Linked DNA regions of Mus musculus: all the other regions are linked to region 1. Evidence: chromatin loops called from intact Hi-C (ENCODE). Cell type or tissue: left cerebral cortex. All regions are shown on one strand. Links, peaks and the distances in the headings refer to the core of each region. The heading gives the core; the rest is flanking DNA.

The links. Hi-C counts contacts between places; a loop is a spot of excess contacts. Peaks named below come from ENCODE experiments on the same cell type or tissue, not always from the same donor. Only the 100,000 strongest peaks of a DNase experiment are listed, where the experiment ranks them.
Region 2: it touches region 1 in a loop (2.8-fold over the local background); 6 of 42 quality-filtered maps call a loop at or near these places.
Region 3: a loop joins it to region 1, with 5 times the contacts of the local background. A loop is called at or near these places in 12 of 42 quality-filtered maps.

What each region holds. Positions count from the first base shown.
Region 1 is chr12:80,977,344-80,987,661 of GRCm38, forward strand. No RefSeq gene overlaps it. Among named protein-coding and RNA genes, the nearest start is that of Slc10a1, 14 kb to the left of the region's middle. In left cerebral cortex, for the core only: a CTCF peak has its summit at 5,179 (motif pointing right); a DNase peak (open chromatin) is centred at 5,172.
Region 2 is chr12:81,693,419-81,703,736 of GRCm38, forward strand. No RefSeq gene overlaps it. Among named protein-coding and RNA genes, the nearest start is that of Ttc9, 67 kb to the left of the region's middle. In left cerebral cortex, for the core only: no CTCF peak of the experiment used is centred there; a DNase peak (open chromatin) is centred at 5,426.
Region 3 is chr12:81,783,372-81,793,689 of GRCm38, forward strand. It overlaps Gm46366 (a long non-coding RNA gene), which reads right to left and starts at 7,719. Exons shown (of 3, transcript XR_001780649.2): 1 at 7,471-7,719. Gm30706 (a long non-coding RNA gene) reads right to left here. Exons shown (of 7, transcript XR_001780652.1): 6 at 10,255-10,318; 7 at 9,059-9,957. In left cerebral cortex, for the core only: CTCF peaks have their summits at 4,090 (motif pointing left) and 5,509; a DNase peak (open chromatin) is centred at 5,487.

The DNA of each region.
Region 1 (10,318 bases), core at 3,183-8,182:
TCCATGACAAAACCAAATTTACATAATATCTTTCCACAAATACAGCCCTTCAAAGGATAATAAAGGGAAAACTCCAACACAAAGAGGGAAACTATGCTCTAGAAAAAGCAAGAAAGTAATCTTTCAACAAACCTAAAGAAGATAGCCACATGAACAGAATTCCAACTCTAGCAACAAAAATAACAGAAAGCAACAATGACTTTTCCTTAATATCTCTTAATATCAATGGACTCAATTCCCTAATAAAAAGACATAGACTAACAGACTGGCTACATAAACAAGATCCAACATTTTGCTGCATACAGGAAACCCACCTCAGGGACAGAGACAGACACTACCTCAGAGTAAAAGGCTGGAAAACAATTTTCCAAGCAAATGGTCCCAAGAAACAAGCTGGAGCAGCCATTCTAATATCGAATAAAATCAACTTTCAACCTAAAGTTATCAAAAAAGATAAGGAGCAACACTTTTTTTTTGTTTTTTTTTTCAGATTTATATATTTTTTTATTACGTATTTTCCTCAATTACATTTCCAATGCTATCTCAAAAGTCCCCCAGGAGCGACACTTCTTACTCATCAAAGGTAAAATTTACCAAGATGAACTCTCAATTCTGAACATCTATGCTCCAAATGCAAGGGCATCCACATTCATTAAAGAAAATTTGCTAAAACTCAAAGCACACATTGCACCTCACACAATAATAGTGGGAGACTTCAACACCCCATTCTCATCAATGGACAAATCCTGGAAACAGAAACTAAACAGAGACACAGTGAAACTAGCAGAAGTTATGAAACAAATGGATTTAACAGATATCTACAGAACATTTCATCCTAAAACAAAAGGATATACCTTCTTCTCAGCACCTCATGGTACCTTCTCCAAAATTGACCATATAATTGGTCACAAAACAGGCCTCAACAGATACAAAAATATTGAAATAATCCCATGCATCCTATCAGATCACCATGGACTAAGGCTGATCTTCAATAACAAAATAAATAATAGAAAGTCCATTTATACATAGAAGCTGACCAACACTCTACTCAATGATAACTTGGTCAAGGAAGAAATAGAAAGAAATTAAAGACTTTTTAGAGTTTAATGAAAATGAAGCCAACAACATACACAAACTTATGGGACACAATGAAAGCATTCCTAAAAGGAAAACTCATAGCTCTGAGTGCCTCCAAAAAGAAACTAGAAAGAGCATACACTAGCAACTTGACAGCACACCTAAAATCTCTAGAACAAAAGGAAGCAAATTCACCCAAGAGGAGTAGATGACAGGAAATGATCAAACTCAGGGCTGAAATCAACCAAGTGGAAACAAAAAGGACTATTCAAAGAATCAACCAAACTAGGAACTGGTTCTTTGAAGGGTTTATATATCAACAAGATATATAAACCCTTAGCCAGACTAACTAAAGGGCACAGGGACGACATCCTAATTAACAAAATCAGAACTGAAAAGGGAGACATAACAACAGAATCTGAGGAAATCCAAAAAAAAAAAAAAAAAAAAAAAAAAAAACCCAACCCCCCCCCCACCAAAAAAACAAACAAACAAAAAACCCATCAGATCTTACTACAAAAGCCTCTACTCAACAAAACTGGAAAACCTGGATGAAATGGACAATTTTCTAGACAGATACAAGGTATCAAAGTTAAATCAGGATCAGATTAACAATCCAAACAGTTCCATATCCCCTAAAGAAATAGAAACAGTCATTAATAGTCTCCCAACCAGAAAAGCCCAGGACCAAATGGGTTTAGTGCAGTTCTATCAGACCTTCAAAGAGGACCTAATTCCAATACTCCTTAAACTATTCCACAAAATAGAAACAGAAGGTACTCTACCCAACTCATTCTATGAAGCCACAATTACTCTGTTCATTAAACCACACAAAGACCCAACTAAGAAAGAGAACTTTAGACCAATTTCCCTTATGAATATCAATGCAAAAATACTCAATAAAATTTCGCAGACCAAATCTAAGAACACATCAAAACGATCATCCATCATGATCAAGTAAGCTTCATCCCAGGGTTGCAAGGATGGTTCAATATACAGAAATCCATCAACGTAATCCACTATATAAACAAACTCAAAGACAAAAACCACATGATCATCTTATTAGGTGCGATGAAAGCATTTGACAAAATCCAACATCCCTTCATGATAAAAGTCTTGGAAAGATCAGGAATTCAAGGCCCATACCTAAACATAATAAAAGCAATATACAGCAAACCAGTAGCCAACATTAAACTAAATGGAGAGAAACTTGAAGCAATCTCATTAAAATCAGGGACTAGACAAGGCTGCCCACTCTCTCCCTACTAATTCAATATAGTACTTGAAGTCCTAGCCAGAGCAATTAGACAACAAAAGGAGATCAAGGGGATACAAATTGGAAAGGAAGAAGACAAAATATCACTATTTGCAGATGACATGATAGTATATATAAGCGACCCCAAAAATTCTACCAGAGAACTCCTAAACCTGATAAACAACTTCAGTGAAGTAGCTGGGTATAAAATTAACTCAAACAAATCAGTGGCCTTTCTCTACACAAAGGATAAACAGGCTGAGAAAATAATTAGGGAAACAAGATTCTTCAAAATAGTCACAAATAATATAAAATACCTTGGTGTGACTGTAATTAAGGAAGTGAAAGATCTGTATGAGAAGAACTTCAAGTCTCTGAAGAAAGAAATTGAAGAAGATCTCAGAAGATGGAAAGATCTCCCATGCTCATGGATTGGCAGGATTAATATAGTCAAAATGGCTATCCTGCCGAAAGCAATCTACAGATTCAATGCAATCCCCACCAAAATTCCAACTCAATTCTTCACAGAGTTAGAAAGGGCAATTTGCAAATTCATCTGGAATAACAAAAAACCTAGGATAGCAAAAACTCTGCTCAAAGATAAAAAAAAACAAAACAAAAACCTCTGGTGGAATCACCATGCCTGACCTAAAGCTGTACTACAGAGCAATTGTGATAAAAACTGCATGGTACTGGTATAGCGACAGACAAGTAGACCAATGGAACAGAATTGAAGACCCAGAAATGAACCCACACACCTATGGCCACTTGATCTTTGACAAAGGAGCATCTTCAACAAATGGTGTTGGCTCAGCTGGCGGTTAGCATGTAGAAGAATTCGAATTGATCCATTCTTATCTCCTTGTAAAAAGCTCAGGTCTAAGTGGATCAAGGAACTCCACATAAAAGCAGAGACACTGAAACGTATAGAGGAGAAAGTGGGGAAGAGTCTTGAACATATGGGCACAGGGGAAAGATTCCTGAACAGAACAGCAGTGGCTTGTGCTGTAAGATTGAGAATCGACAAATGGGACCTCATAAAATCTTCTGTAAGGCAAAGGACACGGTCAATAAGACAAAACAGCAACCAACAGATTAGGAAAAGATCTTTACCAATCCTAAATCTGATAGGGGGCTAATATCCAGTATATATAAAGAATGAAAGAAGTTGGACTTCAGAAAACCAAATAACCCTATTAAAAATGGGATACAGAGCTAAACAAAGAATTCTCAACTGAGGAATACTGAATGGCTGAGAAGCACCTAAAAAAATGTTCAACATCCTTTTTTGTTTTGTTTTTTTTGAGACAGGGTTTCTCTGTGTAGCCCTGGCTGTCCTGGAGCTCACTTTGTAGACCAGGCTGGCCTTGAACTCAGAAATTCGCCTGCCTCTGCCTCCCGAGTGCTGGGATTAAAGGCGTGTACCACCATGCCCGGCATGTTCAGCATCCTTAATCATCAGGGAAATGCAAATCAAAACAACCCTGAGATCCCACCTCACACCAGTCAGAAAGGCTAAGATCAAAAACTCAGGTGACAGCAGATGCTGGTGAGGATGTGGAGAAAGAGGAATACTTCTTCATTGCTGGTGGGACTGCAAGCTGGTACAACCATTCTGGAAATAAGTTTGGCGGTTCCTCATAAAATTGGACATAGTTTGATCAGAAGATCCAGCAATACCACTCCTGGGCATATACCCAGAATATGCTCCAACTTGTAATAAGGACACATACTCTACTATGTTCATAGCAGCCTTATTTATAATAGCCAGAAGCTGGAAAGAACCCAGATGTCCCTCAACAGAGGAATGGATACAGAAAATGTGGTACATTTACACAATGGAGTATTACACAGCTATTAAAAACAATGAATTTATGAAATTCTTAGACTAATGGATGGACCGGGAGGATATCATTCTAAGTGAGGTAACCCAATCACAAAAGAATACACATGATATGCACTCACCGATATTAGCCCAGAAGCTCAGAATCCTTCTTAGAAGGGGGAACAAAATACCCCATGGAAGGAGTTACAGAGACAAAGTTCGGAGCAGAGACTGAAGGAAGGACCATCCAGAGACTGCCCCACTTGGGGATCATAAACAACCATCAAACCCAGACACGATTGCAGATGCCAACAAGAGCTTGCTGACAGGAGCCTGATACAGCTGTCTCCTGAGAAGCTCTACCAGTGCTTGGCAAATACAGAAGTGGATGCTCACAGCCATCCATTGGACATAGTACAGGGTCCTCAATAAAGGAGCTAGAGAAAGTACCCAAGAAGCTGAAGGGGTTTGCAGCCCCATAGGAGGAACATCAATATGAACTAACCAGTACCCCCAGAGGTCCTTGGGACTAAACCACCAATCAAAGAAAACACATGGTGGGACTTGTGGCTCTAGCTGCATATGTAGCAGAGGATGGCCTAGTCTGTCATCAATGGAAGGAGAGGCCCTAGGTCCTAAGAAGGTTCTATGCCCCAGTATAGGGGAATGCCAGGGCCAGGAATGTGAGTGGGTGGGATGGGGAGCAGGGAATGGGGGGAGGGGATAGGAGATTTTAGGAGGGGAAACTAGGAAAGGGGATAACATTTGAAATGTAAATAAATTATCTAATAAAAAAAAATCAATGAAACATCCAAGAAAAAAACCAGACTAAACAATAAGAGAGCTCTGTGCTCTAGCTAAACATGTATTGAACCACGGAGAAAGGCCCAAGGTGTCCTCAGTTTCGGGAAACTGAGTGTGAATTTGTTTTCTGTAGCTTAGATGCTGTTAAACATGCATGGTGCACATGCCACACACCAATGAATAAAAATCTTAGCTGCACTTACCGATTCTGCCACCAGATGGCGGCATGGCCCCATGGGTGGATTTCTCGAGGCGTCGTAAATGGTGTTCAGGGGCTAAGGGGCAGGGTAATATTTTGAGAGGAAGAACATTGGCAGAAAATAGTTGTTATAAGTACAATTCAACTTTAGCAAGTAAATGCACTGTGGTTAAACAACTTTTAGAGTTTCCTTTCTATACTCTATGCCCATTATCCAGAGTAGTCCTGAAATAATGCATACATCTTTTGATTGCATAGTTCAATTTTCTTCTGCACTGCAGGACTCTTTTACCCATCCCTTTAAGAATATGGATGTCTTCTGTTCTCATTTAAGGACCCCCTTTCACTTACTGAGGACCAACTGTGTGCTGGGAACTTTAACATATTGTGTTCTTTTTATTTCTCACAGCGACTGTGTGAAATAATTACTATTAGTCCAATTTTACAATTACGAAAACTGATGTGAGGAGCAATATCTAATTGGTTCCAGAACAAGACAGTGGCAGAGTTGGTTTGAAGCCCCAATTGATTGGCTTCTATGTCCACCTGTCTCTCATAGGACCTCTCTTTTTCTTTTTTCAAAGATTTATTTATTATTATACATAAGTAGCTGTCTCCAGACACACCAGAAGAGGACATCAGATCTCATTATGGGTGGTTGTGAGCCGCCATGTGGCTGCTGGGATCTGAACTCAGAACCTCGGAAGAGCCTTCAGTGCTCTTAACCGCTGAGCCATCTCACCAGCCCCAGGATTTCTCAACCTTGGCGGTTTTGAGAAGTAGTCTGGACGGACAACTCTTTGTTAAGGTGAATGCTGTTGGCCAGTGGTTCTCAACCTTCCTAAAGCTGAGACCCTTTAATATAGTTCCTCAACTTCTGGTAACCCCCCAACCATAAAACCACTTTGCTGCCACTTCATAACTGTAATTTTGTTACTGTTATGAATCATAATGTAAGTGTGGGATCTGTGATCCAAAGCGGCCCAGGTTGAGAACCTCTGCAGTGGCTCTATAGTACTGCAGTGCTATGGATTCCTTTGTCTTTTAAATTTCGGGGAATCTCACTAGGGTCTCACCAGTGTTGTAACCTTCCTTGCTTGTACACACTCTTCCTATTTCCAAAATGAAGCTAGTTTCCCTCCTCTTTGTTTCCTGTCCCTTTAGGATACATTTCCTGAGACTTGCTTGGAAAGCTCGGGATGTTGGGTGGGTGGGAGTTAGCAGGCAGTAAAACGAGCCCGAGGCTTCTTCAAGTCTTAGACATATCTTTACCTGCATCCCCAGCTGCTTGGAGATAGTTGCAGTAATTCACACTGAACCCGCCCTGAGACCTCATTTGGCCAGTCACAAGCTGGGTCTCGCTGCCAAGGCTCATCTGTGCTTCCGCACGGCTGGCACAGAGCTATGGCTGCCAGCACTGGTCACGATGCTCCTGAGGCTGGAGTTTGGAGAAGTCAGAGAGGCGGAAGTGAGGGTACAAGGTCCTGGAAAGGGGTGTGGCCACTGAGCTGTGTATTTTCTTTATTGACCATTTACATTTCAGGGATGCTTATTGTGCTAATTAAATTAGGTATTCAGCAATTTATGCAAATTCCTATTCTATAGTGGGTTAATGCAAACATCAGCAGCAAAATTTCATAGAAACCAGAACCAGGTCTGGAGAGACTGCTCAGTAGTTAAGGGTGCTTGCTCTGGAGGACAAAAATTAAGATCCAGCATCCATGTAATAAGCCGATATCCGCACAAACACCTATAACCCCAGCTCCTAAGAGGGGAGGACATGAGGATTGCTGGGACTGGCTGGCTTCCAACCCAGCTGAGAAAACATGAACCCTAGGTTCAGGAGGAGACCCTGCCTCAAAGAAACATGCTGAGAGTGATAGAGGACACCTTACTGCCCTCCTTTATCTTCTGCATCTTACCGGGCATGTGCATACGCACACATGTGCTTATAGCACACACACACACACACACACACACACACACACAGAGAGAGAGAGAGAGAGAGAGAGAGAGAGAGAGAGAGAGAGAGAGAGAGAAACCAAGCAAGGGTTAACGTTAAAGCAAGCAGCAGAATCTGCAACATGGGAAGGAGAGTCTACAAAGGTGAAGGTGGAACCCAGGGTCTGGATCTTGAGCTCCTGGGTGTACATGACGCCTTGCCTTGATGTGTTATAGATAGAACTCTGTCTCCATGCAAGCCCATCAGCAGACGCCGGGAACACCATGTTGTAACTGGAATATCCCTGATCGTGGAAGCTTGCTCTTCAGAGGCGTTCACAGACCAGGATTCCTCCTACCTGCATTCGGTGGGCTTTTTGTCAGAGAAGGATTTATTAGACTCTGCCCACTGTTCAGCCTCTGGTACCACTGATGCTCAGCTTTGTTCCCTCTGCACACCACTTAACCCTTCTGGTCCCCTTGTTTCCAAGCAAATCGGAGTCTTGTCATTTTATCTGCAAATACTCTATTATGCACCTCTACAAGTTAAAGACCTGAAAAACTCAACACCATTTAAAAATTTTGTCTTTTATCTATCCATTTAAAAATTATTATTTTTAAAATTTTATGTTTGCTTGCACGACGCCTGTGGAGGTGAGATGAAGCTGTTAGAACCACTGGAACTGCAGTTCCAGTTGGCCGAAAGCTGCCATGTAGGTACTGAGAACTGTACCTAGGTCTTCTTGAATGTGGAGCCACCACTCCAGCCCTATCTTCCTTCCTTCCTTCCTTCCTTCCTTCCTTCCTTCCTTCCTTCCTTCCTTCCTCCCTCCCTCCCTCCCTCCCTCCCTCCCTCCCTCCCTCCCTCCCTCCCTCTCTCTCTCTCTCTCTCTCTCTCTTTCTTTCTTTCTTTCTTTCTTTCTTTCTTTCTTTCTTTCTTTCTTTCTCTCATCTATGTATCTATTTGTGTATCTATCTCATATGTATGTATGTATGTATGTATGTATGTATGTATGTATGTATGTATATATGTATGTATCTGTAGCTACTACTCCAGCCTTTTCTCTCTCTCTCTTTCTTTCTTTCTTTTTTCCTTTCTTTCTTTCTTTCTTTCTTTCTTTCTTTCTTTCTTTCTTTCTTTCTTTCTCTCGCTCTTTCTCTCTTTCATCTATCTACGTATCTATATATCTATCTGTGTATCTATCTCTCATGTATGTATGTATGTATGTATGTACATATGTATGTATGTATGTATCTATCTGTGTGTATGTATGTATGTATCTGTGTATGTATATATGTATGTATCTACATATGTATGTATCTATCTGTGTATGTATGTATATATATATGTATATATGTATGTATGTATGTATGTATCTATCTATCTATCTGTGTATGTATGTATATATGTATCTATCTATGTGTGTGTATGTATGTATGTATTAATTTGTGACAGTTTCATAACATGTACACATTGGTTATATTCACCCAACTCACCCTTCCCACTCCCCCTGGACACCCTCCTCCCAACATGTGCTCTTCACACTTTTCTGTCTTCTACTGTTATAAAGTTTTTTTTTTAATTATTCTTAGTAAACAGTTCTGTAGCTTTCTGGCATGCTGGCTGGTCTTGCTGCTTGGTCTTGCACAGGTAAATGCAGCTTCCGTGAGGGTCTGAGTGCAGTAGCCATGCCATATCCAGGACTGAGTGTCACAGCACTTCTCCCCATCCTTTGGCCTCTGCATTCTTCCTGCCCTTTTTTCCCTGAGCAATGGGTGTATTGCGTTAGCTGCCCCACATAGGGTTGGGCACTTATATCTACCCATTCTCAGTACTTTGACTAGGTGTGAGTCTTTATAGGATCGACCCCTTACTGCCGAAGAGGCTTATCTGACCAATACTGAGACTCTCACTAATCTAAGGCTATACCCCCCCCCCCCCCCGCCACACTACATTTTAATTTACTTCTATGTGTATGAATGTTTTGCCTGCATGTATGTCTGTGCCCCATATGCATGCCTTGTGCTGGGGGAAGCAAGAAGATGGTGGTGGATCCCCTGGGACTAGGATTGCATAGGCTTCTGAGACACCATGTGGGTGCTGGAAATCAAACCCATATCCTCGAGAAGAGTAGCCAGTGTTTTCAATCTCCGAATCACCTCTCAGCCCAATCCTAAATATTTACAAGGCAAAAGAACAGCACCTCTCCCTGCTGCCTGTGCAGTCCTGACCTGTGGGCACCCAACCAGATTTACCACACACGACTTCCTTTCTGTGGAGGAGGCCGCAGATCCAGAAAGAAGGTGGTTTGTCATTCTCTCCCATAACCTCTATACCATCATTGCACCAGAGGGCACACTTGTCTCCCATAACCTCTATACCATTATTGCACCAGAGGGCACACTTGTCTGCCAATTGGTATTTCAGTGCTAAGGTCCCTCCTGGCGACCTTCATGGAACCTTACTCTCCAGAGGGAGGAAGTTTTCAGGTTGGTTTCTCATATGTCCTGCAAACAAAGTGCCCAACACTAATTTTACACCCAAGTAAATTGATAATTCCCAGTTGTCATCAGTGCTGAGCGCATGCACCTTGTTAACTATCTTAGAGTATTTTCCGGGTTTATTTGGATCAAGGTTCAGAAAGAGCTATAGCCTGTGATTGGTCAACATGGCTTTTAGCAGCCTTTCAGCTATAGGTTCCATGACTTTATGTCTCTCTGTTTCTCTCTCTGTTCTTGAGTAGGTTATTTCTGCTCCAACTTTTTGCTGATTTCATTGCATTGCTTGACAAGCCTCTCTGTCTTCTATGCTGCTTATAGTTAGGCCTATTTTTGATATCTCTCTCTCTCTCTCTCTCTCTCTCTCACACATCTCTCTCTTTCTCTCATCCCCCACTTTACACGCGCGCGCGCGCGCACACACACACACTTCTTTCTCAGGACTGACTACCGTATACCAAGCATATTGGAAGGAGCATAAGGTCTGTTTCTTGTGAGTGGGTTTTGACACCTGAGTCTTTTGGGGACAGTCTTAGTAGTTTTTGAAAGTTTCCTTATTATCTAGTACCACTAAATATTTCAGATTTTTAAAAAATTTCCTGCCTCAGAATTACTTCTAATGGGAATGGTATTTAGAGATCTTATTCTGGAGATCTCAGTTCACTGCTGTTGAATGAGTGATTATTGCTTCATCTTGTGTCGACAGAGCTAGGACTCA
Region 2 (10,318 bases), core at 2,594-7,593, 720 kb after region 1:
ACTCTAGCTGCATATGTATCAAAAGATGGCCTAGTCGGCCATCACTGGAAAGAGAGGCCCATTGGACACGCAAACTTTATATGCCCCAGTACAGGGGAATGCCAGGGCCAAAAAGGGGGAGTGGGTGGGTAGGGGAGTGGGGGTGGGTGGGTATGGGGGACTTTTGGTATAGCATTGGAAATGTAAATGAGCTAAATACCTAATAAAAAATGGAAAAAAAAGAGATAAAAGGTTTGGTAAACTAGGGAAACAGAGACATCCAGAGGAAGCTGTGCTATATTCAATCTTTTTTTTTTTTTAAATCAGGAACTCATTAACCCCAGAAATGACATGACTCTGTCCTAACCTTTATCACCTGTCAACTGTTTAGCTTGTAATCACAATTACAATTAGCTTGTAATGAAAGTTCACCTTGGGGAGGGACATTCAAACTGTAGAGGGCTTCAATGAGCTTCAGAATATAAATGGCGTGGCTGCCATGTCCGTAAGAGGCGCAGTGGGGATGCTCAGAAAATAGTTCTTATGTAAGGACTAAAAGACGAGAGAGAGAGAGAGAGAGAGAGAGAGAGAGAGAGACCACATTGAACTTCCTGCTGTCCATGGGACCTCTCCGGAACACTTGACACGATAACTCCTCTTGCTTTTTTTTTGGGTTTGGTTTGGTTTGGTTTTTTTTTTTTTTTTTTTTTTTATTGAGACAGGGTTTCTCTGTGTAGCCCTGGCTGTTCCTAGAACTCACTCTGTAGATCAGGCTGGCCTCGAACTCAGAAATCCGCCTGCCTCTGCCTCCCAAGTGCTGGGATTACAGGCATGCATCAACACTGCCCGGCCTCCTCTTGCTTTTTTAAGGCTCTTTGGAGTCTATGTTAGTTACTCTTCTTTCTGGTTCTTTGGGGTTTTTTCACCCTTTCTCAGAAGCTACCTCCCAGATGCCATGTGGCTGCTTGTCCATCTCCAAAAGGCAGGGCCCTTTCTATTTTCTCCATTTCCCTCTTCCAGGCAGCTGCCAGGATTTATAGCTTGCCTGCCCTACAGTGTGATTTTTCTTTTAAACTCTAATGTAAATTGTTCTTGAGCTTTAAGAAATAAATACACTCCCCCCCTGAGTTGTCAATTGACAATTTAAATTGTCAAGACCTAGCTAATTATGGCAGTTGAACGGATGAATGAATGAATGAATGAATGAATGGGAAAAATATCTAAGCCTCTGGGTAGTTTGGTTTATTCAAGGAGGAAAAAGATTTTCTAATTTAGAACTTGTAACTGAAGTGACATGATTTCAGGGCCAACAAATAAGTAAGTCTTTAGGACCCTCGGCAGGAGGCTGGAAGGGGGCTAAAGGGCACAGGCCCTTCTGACACAGACTCCTGAGGTGTTCTGGGTCTGTACTGGGCCTCTCCTGGAAGGGTGGGAAGGCCTCGGCCTCAATACCATTCATTTTCTTGGTGTCATTTTAGAGACGAGATTAGACTCGCCTCTGCCATCCTCCCACTCAAATCCATAGCCCGGAGTTCAAGTTGCAGAGGTGTGGGAGAGGGAAGCTCAGTCGTCCTGTTGAGGTCCGCCCCTCCTCCCTGCCCTCCCTGGCATAGCTGTATCCATTTTGTTCCATGCCCACCAGCTATTTCATATTGTTGCTGTAATATGCCTGTCCGTCATTAATGCAGAAAGATAACTTGACTCAGAGCAGGGTCATGCTGACAACCTACCTTATCTATGTTCTCTATGTTTTGAGGTTTGTTAATCTTGAAATTCAACAACTGCAAGCGCCACTTAGGACCAATCAGAATAAAGGTCAATTAGAACTGGCTAGTCAAAATAACTTGAGTCAGAACCAACCACTAGGCAGCACTTTCAGCACCTGCATATGGGCTCATTGTGGATTGTTCCTTTATAAACTGGCCTGGCGTCATAGCCTCAGCCCCTACATTCTACGGCTCTAAATCAACCAGTCTTAGGGTGTGCATTCAGTAAACCATCCCTGTCTGACTGAGATCAGTGTTTGTGTGGTTTGTGAGCCACTCTGGGACCCTAACACTTCCTTCAGGTTGGACTAAATTGTGGAGCAGAGTGGTCCAAGCCATGGCCTAGGGCCAGGCTTCTTCTTGAGGTGAGGTGGCCTGTGGCAGGGCGTTGGAGCTCGGGGATAGCTCCAACACAGCAGCCTGCAGGAGCGGGGAGGTGGTCAGTTGTCTAGATAACAAGTAAATTAGGGACAAGAAAACCTTTCTAACAATCAACCCATCTTATTGCCACCACACCCTGCCTCTCCAGGTGAGGGACACTTCCAGGATGTTTTCCATGGAGGGGTGAGCTCACAGAAGAGGAGAGTAGGCAGACCCTGTAGATCTGTCCCACCAGATGACTTAGGGCAATCACGGAGGGTTAAACTGTAAGTTTTGAGAACAAAACATCCTGGAGAAGACTACCTGACCAGGTAGTCAAAGCCTTTAATCCCCAAACTGGAGAGGCAGAGGCAGAAAGATCTCTGTGAGTTCAAGGCCAGCCTGGTCTACAGAGGGAGTTCCAGGACAGACAGGGCTACACAGAAAAACCCTGTGTCGAAAACAAAACAAAGGAGTCTTAGACGGAAATGGACCTGACTCCTTCATGACCCTGAAAGGTGACTCCAGTTTTTTAAGCCTCAGCTTCCTTGTCTGTGAAATAAAGATAAAAGGTTATTAAATAAGGAAATCCAAGCAAAGCGCCCACTGCATTTCAAAACACTGAGTAAGCCCTGGGCTTGTGCTAGTGATCTTTTTTTTTTTTTTTAATCTACAGTACTTTTCCTGCTTATTTTTTCATCCCTCCTTTTAGAAGCAAGGGACAATACAAACTCAGTCATTTGCTCAAACCTACGTCCATTCACATTTGATAATCTTCTTCCAAGGATCCCATCACTGTTCTGAACTCTGGGATACCACAGCAAATAAAATCACAAAACCTCTGCTCTTGGAGCCACAGAAACGGTTCAGAGGTTGACAGCACATGCCATCCCCATAAAGGACCTGTGTATATTTCCTCACACCCACATCTGGCAGCTCACAACTGTCTGTCAAGATCCTGAGAATCTGGTGTCCTTTTCTAACTGCCATGGATATGCACATAGCTAGAAGTAAAAAATAAAAACTCAAGCAAACCAAAACCCTACCCTTGTAGAGCTTACACTGAATTTGGGGATGCCGGGCAATGAACGGAAACTATAAATGATCATGAAATGCTAGAGAAAGAGTCATGAGCAAATCCTAAGTGGAAAAGATGCTTGATGGGTGATGGGATGGCTGCAACCTAAAAACAAGTCAGGAAGAGACCGAGCCAAGGCCCAGGAAGGCTATGATGCCAGCACATAAACCTGCTCTTTCCCCAAAGAAAGAACATTCCAGAGAAAGAGACGCCTGAGTGCTAAGACCCCAAGGCACGCACCAGGTTCAGCCAGTCTCCATATTGGGGGGTTCTGCACCTTCGATCCTGGATCCCAACAAGCTCAGATCAAAAATACATGAGGGGAATAGCGTGACTGTATTGAACTTGTAGAGAGTTGTTCTCTCACACGGCGCAGGATAACAGTTATCCACACAGCATTTTCCCGGGATTAGGTACTATAAATCAGGAGACCTAATATACAGGAATATGTTATAGGTTGTGTCCGAATACTACACCCTTGTATGAGGGGACTTGAGCATCTGTAGATTTGGGAATCTTCAAGACAGTCTCTTGAGGATCTTGACAGAGGGACAACTGTACCAGGACGGAGTTAGAGGCCACCACTGCTAGGTGAAGAGTACAGGGAGGGGCCAAGGAGGTAAAGTCGTACTGTGTACACTGTGGTGTTAAAAGCTGTGATCTAACTCCAGTGCTGCCTCATCGCAGGTACAAAGCCCACAGGCCCCTGTGACTGGGTAGATCATCCAGGAAAGGCTTCAAGGGACTCCAAGTTAGATGCCAGGAGAGGGGCAAGGATCTCAGGTGTAAATCATTGGGATGCAACGCTTTTCAGACCTCAGGTCAGAGCATAAGTTTGAAAAGTATGTGATGGATGATTTAGTGAGCGAAGGTGCCTGCCACCGAGCCCGACAAACCGAGTTCAAGCCTCAGGGCCTACATGATGGAAGGAGAGACCTACTCCTGCAAGCTATCCTCTTACCTACACATGCACACGCACAGTGTAAAAAAGATGTAATTTTTAAGTAAATGTAAGTGCGTGATCAAATAAAGCAGGCTGAGAGCCAGATGTGCTGGCACACATGTATAATCACAGAGCTGAGAAGGTGGACGATGGAGGATTGTTAAATTCTAGGCCAGCCTGGATTACATAACAAGACTAATTTCATACAAACAAAGCGAGGGGTAGTAGTGCTAGCAACCGGAATATTTGAAACCGAGGCACCCGAGGTATCCAGGGTAAATACTTCTTGATCCCCAAGCCAGAACAGATATTTAACCAACTCTGACAGATCCCTTCCTTCACTGGCCTTCTCACAAATTTCTCTACCTGCTAGGGCAGCTGCACAGCCTAAACTGACAGAATGCAGGGTCAGGAGATGGCCAGAAGGCTGCACTCACTTGGTCTTCATTTTAGGTCAATTTTGCCACCTGCTGTGTACCCCAAGGCTGTCTGCCTTGGTTCCTGTCTTCTGGGAAGATGACCTCCATCTGGCCACCCACCTTTGAGGGTGTTCTAGGACTGGATCAAAGAACCTCTTGAAAGGGCTGGCTGCCACTCCAAATAATTACAGATAAACGCACACGGGGTCGTTATGATGTCATGGGCCTGTGCAGGCAGAGCTGAAGGAGGAAATTGCTCACTTTGTGGGAGGGGCAGAACCCTTCCAGGCCATTATAGTCCACTAAGTGTATTTGCCAAGTTCAAATGCTTTCCCCATGACTTGAAAAGTGAACAGTCACCTGCCCTTTCACAAGGAGTTTGGTTACCTGGGCTACAGGGCTCCTCCTCCCAATCCACGAAACATGCATGGTAGACTTACACTTCTGACAGAAGGAAAGGCTGGGGAGGCAGCACAGAGTCCTGTTGAAGGGGAGTGGGGGGGGGCAATACATGTGGAGACAAGAAGAAGGTGAGCTAGAGGAAAGTAAGGGGCCTAGGGGTTATTCCAGAAAGAGCTGTGGGCCTCACATCTAGGGTCTCTCATTTCCTAACAATACCCAGCAGCTGAGTCACCAGATTTTGCGTATTCTTGTTTGAGTCAGGGTCCTGCTATGCAGGCCAGGCTGATCTCAAACTCACTGTGTAGCTCAGGCTAGTCTCTTGAATTCTCTGTCTTAGTTTACTGAGTGTTGAGGTTCCAAGTCTAAGACATCACTCCCAGGTTGTCTTCAGACCTTTTACAGAGCAAAAAACATAGTTACTGCATTCACACCTACGTCTAGAATGCTGTGGCAGAAGAGACTACCGGAGCCTCCGGAGTGACGGGGGTGGCTCATGATGGAGCTGAGATGACAGATCTGTGTTTGACATCAAGAAAATGTTCTACTGAACATCTCAGAAGCAAGCACCATCAAGCCTCAGACAAGCCTTTTCACACAGACAGCAGAAAAGCACTCGGAAGGGGCTGGTTATTCATACCTGGAACTTAGAGGTCCAGAGGTAAAATAGAGTTGGTGGCATAGACAGCTCAGAACCTGAATTCTAATATTAGAAGACCGTTCTCACAAGCTGCATCAACAACTTGGTGTCCCAGTCGGTCCAACTGGGCTTCTCACTTAATTACATGCTCACAGACCTACAATTTAAAATCCTGGCAGCCATGGTCTGTGCAATTAAAAACCAACAAACAGGCCTTACTTGTGCCTCTGGTTCTTGGCCAGAGTTTTTCATGTCTGTTCACACAGTTTCCTCTAACACTCAAGACTCTTACTACACCACTCCAGTCTCCTTCCCCAGTGCCTGTTAATTACTCTTCACCTTTTGGTCATGGTCAGGATTCATTGGTCACCATGATCAGATGCTATTCAAATCAATAAGGGAGCTTGTTCCTTTCCTGAGGTTTTAGCTATCCTTCCACCCACAAACCTCCACCTCCTATACACACATGGGCTGAAGACGGGATGCTGACTAGACTTTTTTTGTTTCCTTTTATGTTGTGTATCTTTGTCTGGGCACCACATGCTTGCAGTAGCAGTGGAGGCCAAGAGAGGGCATTGGATTCCCTAAATCTAGAGTTATGGGAGTTATAGACAGCTGTAAACTCATTTGAGGGTGGGAAACTGAACCAGGATCCTCTGCAAGAGCAGTTGGTGTTCTTAAGTGCTGAGCTATCTCTTCAGTCCTGTTGACTGGATTTGCATGTCCAGTGGCTTTTGAGAGCTCAATGTGAGATGTCAGCATCTGAGACCAAGATCAGCCTTCATCTATCAGCCACTGCTGCTCTCCCCACGTGTCTGAGCTTCCTGCATGGAATCAGTGCTCATGAGCTATGCCATCAACAAGCATCACAGACGACAGGGAAACCTACCTCAGAAGTACTCACCGTTTGCCCCTTCATAGACCAAATGGTAGTCCCAACAACAAGTTCTTATGAGAGCTCCTAGCAAGCAGATGTGTGGCCAGGTTTGAAGTTCAACCCCTGAGCCAATGCTTCCATTCAACCAGGCAACAAAGGAGCCACCATGAGACTTGCTTAAGGGTGAGGTCGCCATGCCAGGCCATAACATGACCTGGACATCCTATACCAAAAATGTTTATTACATGCCACCTCCTCTCCATCTCTGGATGTCCACACCCCAACCTTAGCTGCCATCTTTCTTGAGTTTGGGGTAGACAATTGAAATAGGCTCCTCTCCTTGTTTCCAGTCCAATGCTGTGGTAAAAATACCCTGAAGAAGGTAATGGGAAAGGGGGTTTCTTTTAGCTCACAGTCCCAGATTACAACCCATCATACCAGGGAAATGAAGGTGGCAGGCACTTGAAACAGCTATCATATAGCACACAGTCAAAAGCAGAGAGAAATGAATGTGTTCATGTTTCTCCACTCTCACACAGTTCCACAGTTCCAGAAGCCCTGTGTAGGGAATGGTGCCACCTACAGTGGATGTGTCTTCCCATGTCAATTAACTTTACCAAGACAATCATGCACAGAACCATCCACAGGCCAATTCAATGTAGATAATTCCTTACTGGGACTCTCTTCCCAAGTAATTCTAAGTTGTGTCAAGTTGAGGATTGACATTAGTGATCACACCACCTCCGATCACAATGAGCTCGACGTTGCTCCAGGCACCACTCTGCAATCTGAATGCACTTTTCTTTTCCTTTCTTTCTTTCTTTCTTTCTTTCTTTCTTTCTTTCTTTCTTTCTTTCTTTCTTTCTTTCTTTCTTTCTTTCTTCCTTTCTTTCTTTTTTTTTTTTGAAGATTTATTTATTTATTTATTATATGTAAGTACACTGTAGCTGTCTTCAGACACTCCAGAAGAGGGAGTCAGATCTCGTTATGGATGGTTGTGAGCCACCATGTGGTTGCTGGGATTTAAACTCCGGACCTTCAAAAGAGCAGTCGGGTGCTCTTACCCACTGAGCCACCTCACCAGCCCTGAATGCACTTTTCAAAATGCAAAGTATACAGTGTTTCCCCCTGCTTGAAAATATGTGACATCTACTTAAAGTAAAAATAGCTTACTGCAATCTACACAACTCAGTATGCTCTACTTGATGGATTTCCCCAGTAGTTTTCACTTGGAAGTAATTTTGCCTCCCAAGGGACAGCATCTGGAGCCATCCTTGACTGTCACAATGAGTGGAGAGCTACTTGAGAGCTATTGTATCTAGTGGCATTTAGAAGCCAGTGGTGCTGATAAATGTCCTTAGTGTACAGGGTGGTCCCCAAAAGCAAAGAGTTGTCTGTCCCAAAAATATCTATCATGCCAAGATTAAACATCCACAGCTTGACCTTGAACTCATATCCTCGGAATGTTTCTATTGACCGCCGTCTTAGTCGGTGTTCTCTAGAGTCACAGAACTTATAGAATGTATATATTAAGGGAATTTATTGTAATGGCTTACAGTCTACAGTCCAAATAACCCAACAATGGGAATCTAGTACTTGCTCAGCCCCATGAGGCTAGGTATTTCAGCTGGTCTTCTGTGTAAACTGGAATCCTGAAGAAGTACGTTCCAACAGGTGTGCTGGCAAGTAAGTGCAAGCAAAAGGAAGAACAGACACTTGCTTCTTCCACTGTCATTGTGTAGGCCTCCATCAGAAGGTATGGCCTAGATTAAAGGTGTGTACCACCGCACCTGGATTTGGAACTTGCTCTGCCCCAGGCTAGCCTTGAACTCAGAGATCTGCTTGCCTCTGTCTCCTGGGATTAAAGGCGTGTACTACCTTACCTGGGCCTAAGCTTTTCATGTCCACTATGTCTCAAGATCTGATTCACAGGTGTGCTCTCCACTTCCAGATTGTAGTTCATACTAGATGTAGTCAAGTTGACAACCAGGAATAGCCATCACAGCCATCTTGTTCTAAAGTTGGTTCCTATCCTCTGCTGTCCTTCCTAGTGACAATGACAACCTGCTGTTCACATAGGTGTAGTTAGCTTGTACAGCAGGCTGGAGTCGTGAGTCCTCTCAAGCTGTGTTACCTCAGCGCCTTTCACTTCACAGATACGTAGTAAGCACCAGGGGAGAAAAGATAGAGCAGAGGGGGGACAAAAAGAGCAACCATGGCTAAACACCATCCCTGTCACTCTGTGTCAGCGTTGCAAAGCCATAATTCCCATCTCTATTTCATGGGGAAGAGCCACCAGTTCCATTCGTGACATCTTAGAGAGCACACTGAGTGCACCTTGCAAACTTTCAAAGTTGGGGGTGGGGGCTTGGCATGAGGTTGTCTATCAGGACAGGCTTCTGTTTCTGCCAAACTCAAAGCCGAGTAAAATCACGTCTGTTCCAGTATCGGCTGCATCCCCAGCAGCACCGTGCAGAGTGCCTAGCTAAAGTGTCTATGAACATGTGGATAAATATCTGAGAACACAGCTAAAGCCCAGCCCACAGGGCCAGAGGTACATGATGCCCACTCTTCTGACAGCCCGAGAACCCACTTATTGAGCCAGACCCCAGTTTCAGCTCTTGCTCGTTACCCATGCTCCCCCGCCACTTGAAGTTCCTCACACAAAGTTGAAGGTATCTATGCTATCCTGTCACTCGGAGACCCAGCCGACTCTCTCAAAGTAAGCCAGCAGCCTCCACCCCAGCTACTCCCTCAGGCTCCTGGCTGGCTTCCTGGGAGCTTTGAGCAGGAGATGCAGCTGCAAGGAGGCTTCTCTCTAATGCACTCCTTCCAAGAAAGATGTCTCAGAGCTTTACCTTTTAACCCCAGAGGTCCCTGTCATCTTATTAGCACAGAGTGAAGACTGGGCTCTCTCCTGCACCTTCTGCTTAATCTGCTTAGCTGCTTAGCTTCTTTGTGGAATGTGCATAGCTTTTGTCAGGGAAAATTAAAGAGAGCCCAAAGTCCAATACACTATCTTCTTCAGGTTGTGAAAAACCCTATTGAGTAAGGCTCCAGTCTATCACTTTTTTTTCTATAGTGTCTACAAATATTGCTATTAAGAAATCTCATACTATAAATGTACCATGTCTAATCCCATCTCTCCCTCACTCCAACCACACTCTCCTCCCCCACCTCCCGGAAAAAAAAAATCTGTTCTTTATTCTCATCAGCCCCACCTAGTGGTACTTCACATATTTTTAATATTCTGAAAACTTTCTGAAGAATCCCCCTAAATGTACTTGTCTGTACTAATAATTTTTATCTAGCCTATTCAAATAAAACAGAAATATTTTTAAAATATTTGCCAGTTCATTTCAATATGATGATAAGTCCATTAAATATTTAACATATTTTAATTTAAAAAAAACCAGTATTTTCAAACTAAGGCAAAAAAATCAAAACCTTATGAAGAATTGCATCATTTAAACTTTTGTTTGTCTCTTGGGGCTTGGCTTCACAGGCAAATGCTTAAATTTTCATGTCCATTTCTATATTCAGTCTGTTTCAATGTCTTGTTCTGGTTGAAACTTCTATTTGGCCTCATTCTATGAAGTTGGAAAGGGCAGAAATGGTTTAATGCTTTTTCAGATAATTGTGTGCATTCCTCTCTGATGCTACAGCCAGACTCATGAAGGTATGCTTTCATAAAGTTTAGCTGAAATGCAGAAATCTAAACCAGATCTATGAACTTTTTATACCATGTTAAAAGCCACTCGACTATCTTAAACTGTGAGGGAATTTCCCCCCATTTTTCATGTGTGTATTGTGGATGTGTAGATACGATTTTGCACATATGTGGTATCAGGATAAAG
Region 3 (10,318 bases), core at 2,586-7,585, 810 kb after region 1:
TCATTTGAAATGATTTAATAACAAAGGTGTTTGCCATAAGGGCAGCAACCGGTCTGACTTGTTCCTTATAGCTTTCCTGGCGTCTCAGAACGCCTGGCACATAGCTAGTCACCTCTCTGGACAGTCACACCTGGTGGCTGGCTTGGCTATAAGCCTAGGAAGTCTGGGTTTTGTTTAGCAGACCAAGGTTATCACAGGGCCAGGGAAATGGTTCACTGGGTAGGAGTGCCTGCTCCACAAACATGAGTACCTGAGTTCAAATCCCTAGCACCTGTGTAAGAAGCTAGCCGTGGCTGTGGGTGCCTGTAACCCCAGCACTGTAGAGCAGACAGGCTGAGACCTCCCTGTCTGGCCATCCTTGCTGAATCATTAGGAGGCTATGAGCAGGGCTTTGGGGTAAAATAACTGAGAGTTTGCCACCCTTGCGTTCCTCAGCTGGGAGTTGAGGAATGTTAGCCAGAAAAGCAACATTTTCTCTACCACACTGGAAAGAAGAGCATCAAGCAGGAAAAGACAGGTGTCCATCAGTGATAGCATTAAACTTAGATCAGATCCTGACTGTATCCCGAAAAACAATCTACCTCTGTACGAGACAAGATTTTATTACTTGTTGTTAATTATACATTAATTATATATGTTCACTAAGTAATTATATTTTGTTCCATTAAATATTTATATGTTTCCTTATGACACTTTCATACTTGTATATATTTTTATCATCAATCTCCATTACCCTCTCTTGTTCCCTCCCCATTCCCAACTAGTCTCGCTTCTATATTCATCTTTGTGTGTGTGTGTGTGTGTGCATGTGTGCATGTGTGTGGTATGGGTGTATGATGTGTGGTGTGTGTTTGTTTGTGTGTGGTATGTGTGTTTGTGTGTGTGTATGTGACCTATTCAGTCTCCTTAGAGTTGCTTACAGGAACATGAGGACTACTTACAGAAGTCCGAGCACCTTTCCCTGGCTACCTCACTGAAGAAAACAGCAAGACAAGTTTTTGGTGCTGGTTCCTCAATTGTATGGTAGCAGAACATGCCTTCCGTGGGTGTTATAGAGTTAAACAAGACAAGCCTCTCAAAGCATGCTGTTTAGCGTCAGCGACCGTATTTCTTTTTCTCAGATTCCACCCTTTAGCAGCACCTTAGAACGTAGTAGGTCTTGACTGGAAACTAGGGTCGCTCTCAAAAAATGAGAATTAAACTAGAGTTGAAAAATAAGGGAGGCAGGAATAAAGAAAGAGATAAAGAAGAGGGGGGAGGTTAGAGGAAGGCCAATAAGGGAACAAGGGATTGCATTCGAATTCTAATTGATGCTTATTGGCAAGTTAAATCCCTGTATCCTAGATCCCTCCTGTGAAAAGAATAATACGATTTCTCCGGCCTCCTAGACTAAGGGACAGGATGTATGGTTTATACTTAGTGCAGAATCCAGCACCTAATTATCACCATTGATCCTAAAATTCAGTTTACTAAGTGACTGTCACCTTCCCCCTAGGTCTTTTTGGGGACATCTTACTTTAATTGGCAAATACCCATTGTACATAGTGATGGGCTTCGTGGGCTTTGGCTTCTGTTTTCAAGGATACCATGTACCTTTGACCATATCTGTCACCCCACCCTCTCTTTACTCTTCCCTCCCCTCTTGTCTTTCCCAATCGTCCTTCTGCCTTCAAGTCCTGTGTGTGTGTGTGTGTGTGTGTGTGCTCGCAGTCACACGTGGAAGTCAGAGGATAATTTTATGAAGTCCGCTCTCTTTGTTCACCTTCATGCAGGTTCCAGGAATCGAACTCAGTTCATGAATTTGCATAGCTGATGCCTTTACCTACTGAGCCATCTCACCAGCCCTGAAAATGACCTGGTTCTGTGTATGGTTAAATTGGACTCTGCTGTGTGCATATCCCACACTTTGTTTATCTGTCCCCCTTTTGGTGGACATGACAATTGATTGGTAATTGACTGTGACGAATAATGCTACAACAGACAGGATGTACAAGCTGCTTGCATTAGCAGCTCTGCTCTCCGTTCTGTGAGAAGCTTCCATGCTGATTACCATAGGGGGCTGGGCCAATTTACATTCCCACCAGCACTGTGTGCTGGGAGAACGTTTTTTTTGTTTATTTATTTGTTTGTTTGTTTGTTTGGTTGGTTGTTTTTTCCGAGACCAGGTTTCTCTGTGCAGTCCTGGCTGTCCTGGAACTCACTCTGTAGACCAGGCTGGCCTCGAACTCAGAAATCCACCTGCCTCTGCCTCCCAAGTGCTGGGATTAAAGGCGTGTGCCACCACGCCCAGCTGGGAGAATGTTTTTGAATGAGCATCTTGATGCTTAAATCCCTCAAGCCGACATTGACCATCCATTACACAGCCCACAACACTCCCCCTGTGCCCTCACGTGAGGGAAGGAGTTCCTAGCTCTGAATTCAGAAATGACTTGTCCTGAGTGTGACTTAAAGCACATGTTTTGAGAGAGAGTACAGCAGGGTTATGGGACAGAAGTTTGGGGTCATGCAGGCCCAGGCTCAGACTCTTGGCTGAACAGGAATGAGTCCTGTGAGGCACCTCCCCCACTTTTGTTCACTGGCAGGTGTATAAAATAGGATTTCTGTATTAGCGGCTTTCAACCTTCCTAATGCTGCAACCTTAATAGTTCCTCATGCTGTGCTGACCCCAACCATAAAATTAATTGTTTTTGTTGCTACTTTTAACTGCAATTTTGCTACCGTTGTGAATCATAATGTAAGTATTTGTGTTTTCCTATGGTCTTAGGTGACTCCTGTGAAAGGGCTGACCCTCTAAAGGGTTGAGAACAGCTCCTGTAGACAAAGCAGGGGTCTCGGGACAGTGCTCAGAGATCTCATTGAGGTTGATAGTGTGTTCTGTTTTGTCTGCTGAGAATTAATGCTCTTTGAATCTCCAACTGGTAACAAATCTCCCTTCTTTTCTTCTCCTTTCTCTTCCCCAAAAACCTTTGTCTAGGAAAGGGAAAGATTGGCTAAGTGGTTAAAAGCACTGACTGTTCTTCCAGAGATCCTGAGTTCAATTCCCAGGATCCATGTGCTGGTTCACAACCCTCTGTAATGGGATCTGATGCCCTCTTCTGTTGTGTCTGAAGACAGCAACAGTGTAGGGGCATACATAAAATAAATAAATCTTTAAAGAAAAAAAAGAAAAGAAAGGGAACTGATTGCAAGAGTGGGCTCACTTGCCGCTTCTCCCGCCCAGAACCCCTTCTTACCAACGATCAGAGCCTTTATCAGGGAGTGGTCATCAAACCGAATGCATGCTCTGTCCAGATTCATGACGGAGCCAGCCCCTGGGATAGCTCTCTATGAAATGAAATACTTGGTTTGGTAGAACTTCATGTAGGCCCTTCAGTTAAATAGATTCAATCCAATGGAGGGAGGACCCAGTGCAGAAGACACCCCATAATTAATCAGAATGAAGATGTAATGCCTGGAGAAATAATCACAAAATTTAAAAAAAAAATGATAGTGAACTGCAGCTGCCTTCTGATTGCGAATGACATCTAGAGAAGGGGGTTGGAAGCGACCGTTTTCCTCGGCCTGCCTTATTTAGTAGTTTCTACGTTGAAATGTGCAGCTTTTCTAAGTAGAAAAGCAAGTTGGACTCTGAAACACACAGACCTCCATGATCTCATTCCATGTGGACTCAGTTCCGTTCGTGAAACAGCATGGAGAGTCAGGGAGAGGCTGGTCAGAGCACGTCCGGTTTCTGTCACAAAAGAGCGGGCAATCTACTATAAAGCCGGGTGAATATTACTTAATAACAATACACTGTATACTTGAAATGGCTGACTGTGTTATGTTCTCACCAGTGGCAAGTGTGTGTGTGGCAGAATACACATGTGCTAATCCGATTTACCCCGTCCTCAAATTCTACAAAGCGCAGCGTATGTTGCTCATCCTAAGTATAGACGTTTTTGTCAATTGAATATTTAAAAGAGATGGGGGCTGACGAGGGAGCTCAGAGGTTAAGGCGGCTGCTAATCTGCTGTTAAAGAAAACCAGTCGGGGTCCCAGAACCTACACCGGAAGACTCATAGACTCGCGACTGCCTGTAACTCCGGCTCTTACGCCCTCTTCTGGACATGGCAGGCACTGCACTCTTGTATATATCATATCCCTTACATAATCTTAAACACTAATAAAATTTAAAGATGTTGGGCATAGTGGCACACGCCTTTAACCTCTTCACTCACAAGGCAGAGGCAGCTGGATCTCTGAGCTTAAGGCCAGCCAGGTCTACATAGAAGTTCTAGGACAGGAAGGGTTGCACATAGAAACCCAAATAAATAAATGTTTGCTTGCCTTCCTTCCTTCCTTCCTTCCTTCCTTCCTTCCTTCCTTCCTTCCCTCTTTGAAAAGAGAGACTATCACCAAAAGGAATAATATATTATTAATTATTATAAACCACTTAAAAGACATGGCAATGTGCACAATATGATCACTAAAGACTAGTGAAGAAATACTGTGTAAGACCACATGTGTAGTAACAAAACCTTAGATTTCTGAATTAACTTTTAAAATTTTACAAATTTTCCATATAGCTAAAATAACCATGTAACACTTGTATACGTAGAATAAAGCGCCACAAAATCACTTTTAGTGTTGTCTGTATATACTGAAAGAAAGCATTGTCAGCTCGAGAAGAGGTGGAGAAAGAAAAACAGCCCAGTTAAGAATGACACTAATAATATTAAATCAGCAATAAATAACACTATGGCAGTAATATAAAATCGTGGGCAAAAGCCACTACTGACTGCAGGCTCACTGGGTGTCATGTACGTCTTCACAATCTTTTTATTTGTTTTTTTTTAACTGATCAGTCAGTCTCACAGGAGAACAAATGGCCCTGGAACTTTTCTTTTAAAATTTTATTCATTTATTACATGTATGTAATTGAGTAGCCTGTAGCTGTCTTCAGACACACCAGAAGAGGGCACCGGATCCTATTACAGATGGTTGTGAGCCACCATGTGGTTGCTGGGATTTGAACTCACGACCTCTGGAAGAGCACTCAGTGCTCTTAACCGCTGAGCCATCTCTCCATTCCAGCCCTTTACCTAAACCTCATGCCTCATAGAGGGAACAAACGCGCTTGGTTGTGTGCAGAGATGTGTGGGCTAATTTAACATGATGTATCATTGATCACTTGATACTGACAGAACTTCCTTGGAGTTTTCAGCTTTTCCTACCTTGATTCTAAATCATGATGTTTTGTAGGGTGTAGGGCAAGTTTTAAACATCAACTTACTGTTTGGTTATGAGATTTAGGGTTGCAACATTACTTTAAAGATTTTTTTTATTTGCTATTTAACAAACCAATACAATCTGATGAATCAGCAAGTCTCACACTTGTCTCTGTACGCATTTTAGGGTGGCCACAGCTGTTTCATAACGGACCTGGCACAGCAAGACCATGATAGCCACAGCAGTGGACAACAGCGCCGCCGTGTGGCGTTACAGGATATGGCACCTCTCTGGGGTTTTTGTTTTCTGGTTTTACAATTTGAAGTTCTACCAGTAACCTTGGCAGTCACTAGGTGGCACCCTTTCGGTTTGTTAGAAATCAAGTTCTAGACAGGCAATAAACACTGTCGGAGCTTGAACCAAAACTTCACCTTTATGGCAACTGCTCCCAGATTTTCAGCTTAACTCGGGTATGCCTGGAGGGACCTTTAGAGCAACTTCTGAGGCCTGGACTTGCCTGGACTTGCCCAGTTCTTGGAAACAGAGATTTAAGCCTCTTCTCCTGAACTGCCGATTTGAAGCCTGTCATGGAATTAGCCGAGTCTTCCCAGTTTTGTTTCTATTTATTATATGTGTGCTGGCACCCATGTGGAGGTCAGGGGACATCCTGCAAGAGTCAGCTCTCTCCACTGTGTGGGTTCCAGGGACCCAGTGCAAGTCCTCTGGCTTGGTGGCGACTGCCTGTCATGCTGGGTCCAGGTCTCTCATTTTTTATGGTACTCATTCATTCACTTACCAGATATTTATACACATGAATACAGTGGATACAAAAGCACTTGTTTTTAACAATAGCGAATAAAAGGGTCACATGCGCGCGCGCACACACATACACCACAAACAATTCATAAAACTCATCAGAGGAGAGCCTACAATGTTCCAAAGGGAGACATACAAGTGTTAGAGAGAGTATGTGAAAAGCAGCAAAAATGTGGGGATGGAAAACATAACATATTACCTTTCAGGGGGACCATAAAAGTCCTCTTGACAAAGCAACGTTAATACAGACCCCAGAGAACTGAGCATGTCAGATAGGTAGTTGATTATGTAGGTCTGGAGTTCAGGCAAGGACTGATGAATCATAACACTGCAGTCAGGGAAGACACTGGCTACCATGGGCACAATACTGATTAGAACATTTTCTGACTCAAATAATAAAAAACTTTGCATGTTAGTGTGTGCTTTTCCATCCTTCTCCCTAATGAAGTGATTTTAAATGTCTCTGCCTCTCTCGGCAGAAAGACTTAAAACTCATCTTAGTTACTTTTCTATTGCTCTGATAAGACACCAGGACCAAGGCAACTTCTAAAAGAAAGCATTTATGTGTGGCTCACAGTTTCAGAGGGTCAGAGTCCATGACCATCGTGGCAAGGGGTATGGCTGCTGGCAGGCATGGCACTGGAGCAGTCGCTGAGAGTTTACATCCACAGCATGTGGCAGAGAGAGAGAGAGAGAGAGAGAGAGAGAGAGAGAGAGAGAATGCCATCTGGGAATGGCCTGGGCTTTTAAGCCTCAAAGCATCAACCCCAGTGACACACCTGCTCCAAAAGGGCACACATCCTAGTCCTTCCCAAACAGTTTCACCAACTGAAGACCAAGTATTCAAATATATGAGTCTACGGGGACCGTTCTTATTTAAACTACCCAGACATGAATCTCCTAACACTGGCTGGCCTCTCAGGATGCTTTCTGTCACCTGGACATCTGGATAGATCCTGTGGCTTATGTTTCACTAAGGGTGGAGAGGTACGGACCTGAAGACCCTTGTTCCTTCTGCCTTTGCATTTTGTTGATGTCCAGGTCAGGCCCATAGCTTCCACTTGTGTAATGTCCTCTCTCCTAGTGTATTACCCAGGGTAGCACAGTGAACTCCAGCTTACTGAGGACCAGGCAGCAGTTACATCCCCTCAGTTAGTCTGAAAAGACAAAGCCACTCTCCTCTCAGCCCCCACTAGTCTAATAACAACCAGCATTCTAGCAGTGTCTTCAGTTCAGAAAACCCCTTCATAAATAGGTGCTACTCAGAAGCTTGGGCTCTGGGACCCAGTTGCTGGAATTGACCTGCTTTTCTAGGTCTTGTTTATATGCTTTAGAAGCATACGTGGGGCCATGGGGAACCCACCCTGACTCATGCTTTTCCCACGTAGAATGTGCAGTAGTTTTAATTCCACCCCCACTCCCACCGATTCAGATGTTAAGACTTACCCCTCTGAGTGACACGCTAGCTGGCATTTGGAGACGAAGGGTAGGTTAGTTCACTCAGACATCGATGGGCCACCAAGGGAGAGGCTTTGCTGTAAAGACCAGCCCGCCCTCTCTGACACATTGACTGTCTTCCCCATGTGATGTCCTTGGGACACTGCACAGTCTCCACAAGTCAGAAAGTCACCAATGTGGCTCACTTACCATGAGTTGCTCAGTCTTCAGAAGCTCGAGCTGACTCGGCCTTCATTCTTTACAAATTACTCAGCTTATAGTGTTTGGTTACAGCAGCAAAAACAAGTTTGCAAGTGAGCACCCTTTGAGAGTGCTCATTCTGTCTTAAGCTGAGCTTTATCAAATATCACCTACTTTATCTGCTATTACCTACTGCCTTTGTCTTGGTGAAAAAAAAATTGCTGGAGTTGGTGAGGAATGATAGAAAAATTCACCTTCTGGAGGGCACCCAGTCGGTGTGTCAGGCCGGTACCAAACATGTCACATACTTTTCTGATCACCAAAACTCTATGTAGGAAGTACTTTTATTAACTCCAATTAAAAGTGGGACACAGAGTGTGATGGTTTGTATATGATTGGCCCAGGGAGTGGCACTATTTGGAGGTGTGGCCTTGTTGGAGTGGGTGTTGATGTGTTAAAATAGCTGCTCATGTCTCTACACAGCACACTGGGCCCAAACCGTTTCACATGTGAGAGGTTTATTGGGAGGGGTGGGGGTGGGGGAAAGTGGTGGCAGAAAAGAAAGAGAAGGGGGAAAGAGAGGGGGGAGGGGCGTTCCCCTTATTTATATGGAAAATGATGTAACACAGGTAAAGGTAGTAGGTGAGCCAAGTGGATTCTGGGACTACGGTGCCTGTTGGCAACAGGTCTGCAGGTCACGCTGTCGCCTATGTGATGTCATAGGTTTGGGAGGTCCTGATGCCAACAGGTGTGGCCTTGTTGGAGTGGGTGTGTCACTATGGTCGTGGGCTTTTTAATACCCTTGTCCTAGATGCCTGGATGTGAGTCTTGTCCTGGCAGCCTTCAGATGAAGATGTAGAACTCTCAGCTCTGCCTGCACCATGCCTGCCTGATGCTGCCATGCTTCCTACCATGATGATAATGGACTGAGCCTCTGAACCTGTAAGCCAGCCCCAATTAAATGTTGTCCTTATAAGACTTGCCTTGGTCATGGCATCTGTTCACAGCAGTCAAACCCTGACTAAGACACAGAGCAGTTCAGGAAAAGGAGTGGTATGAACAGGATCAGAACGGGAACTCAGCAACCTCTGACCCGTCCTAGGGTTTCGACAAAAGCAGCTTGACCTGCCATAGCTGAGCTCTGTGAAAATCACCGTGTACTCCAGAGGCCCCTTTCAGAACGTCACACGAATGGGAGGGACTGAATTGCTCTGCAGCCTTTTAACCCAAACCCAGCCAGACTAGAAGCCAACTGTGGTGTCACACCTTCCGACCAGCCTTAATCCCAGAACCCACCCTTCCCTGCCCCCCAAACCTACAGGACAGCACACCCCGGACCCAGCCCTCCCCTCCCACCTTAGGGTCCTCAGCAACTAAATTCTGCCAGTGTGGGGACAAGCTGGGCCACCTGTCAGATCTGACCCACCTCATGCTCCCTGACTAGTGATCGTACCTGCCCCTAACACCCTGTACCCACTCTTAGGAGGCAGACCAGAGTATGTGTTTTATTTGCCTTCAGGTTTCAAGGCCCAAATCTTCCAAGCCAGGATGGAACAAGAAAAATGTCACTTAAAGGGGACAGTTTACTCCCCCACGAAGCTGGAGGTAGAAGGGAGAATGGAAACCACAGAGCCAGCTGGCTAAGCTTACGTTTAGCACCCTCCCCTCTTCCTCGGTTTCTTCCTCTTCCTCTTCTCTCCCTCCCTCCCCTAGAACAGCAGCACACAGCCTGAGCAAACACACACACACACACACACACAGACACAGTCAAGGTTCTTGCTTCTGTTGCCCAAGCCCCTTGGCCTAAGGGACTCTGGGATGAGAAAGCTCACTTTGCAAGCTTGGGGTGTCTTCTGTGTGGGTCTCAGATACATCTAGGTAACTGTTCTAACCTTCACTGGGGGTCACTGGTTGTAAATATATGTCCTCGTCCCTATTAATAACCCACACTGCTCACACTTGTCTCCTGTCACTCCAACTAATTCCACACTGGCTCTCACCCTCCCCCCAGCTCTTTCCACAGACAGTGGGGAGTTGCAGTAGCTCCTAGGCCCCAGCTGGGTCTGGGTTTGCTGTCCTGTTCTGCTAAGGCTTCCTCTCTCGTTGTTCCTGGGGCTATGACAGCAGACAGTTGTATCCCCATAGCAGAGAAAGCATCTCTTTCCTTCAGGTGGTTCCCCGTAGCAAGAGAAGCCGCTTTCTGGGGAGGCTGGCTCATCTGTAGCACGGTGACCCCCATCCACACCTGAGGTGCACAGGACTGCATCAGATCCACACTCGAGGTCTTGCCTAGTTCTGAGAAAAAGTCAGGGATGTACGGTGAAGTAGCCGCCGCCAGCTACCAAGGAAAAGAAGCCTAAGAGTCTGAGGTGTAAAGAGAGCCCTGCTGGAGCCCTGAGATCAGGGCAAATGCAGCCAAATGCAGCCGCAGCACCTTCACGGGAAGGCTTGCATCTCCTCATCCCCTCATATCATCTACATAGAATTTCCCCGCTTCCTGAAAACACGCCCAACCCTACTGCGATGTCAGAGACCTTGTGGGACACTTTCTTGCCTGGAAATCTTAGAGACTCCGCTATGGAACCACCTCACCTTGTCTCTTTGGCCGGATCCCCTGAAGCAAAGCACTTCGTGCTCTAGGCCTTACTGGATTCAC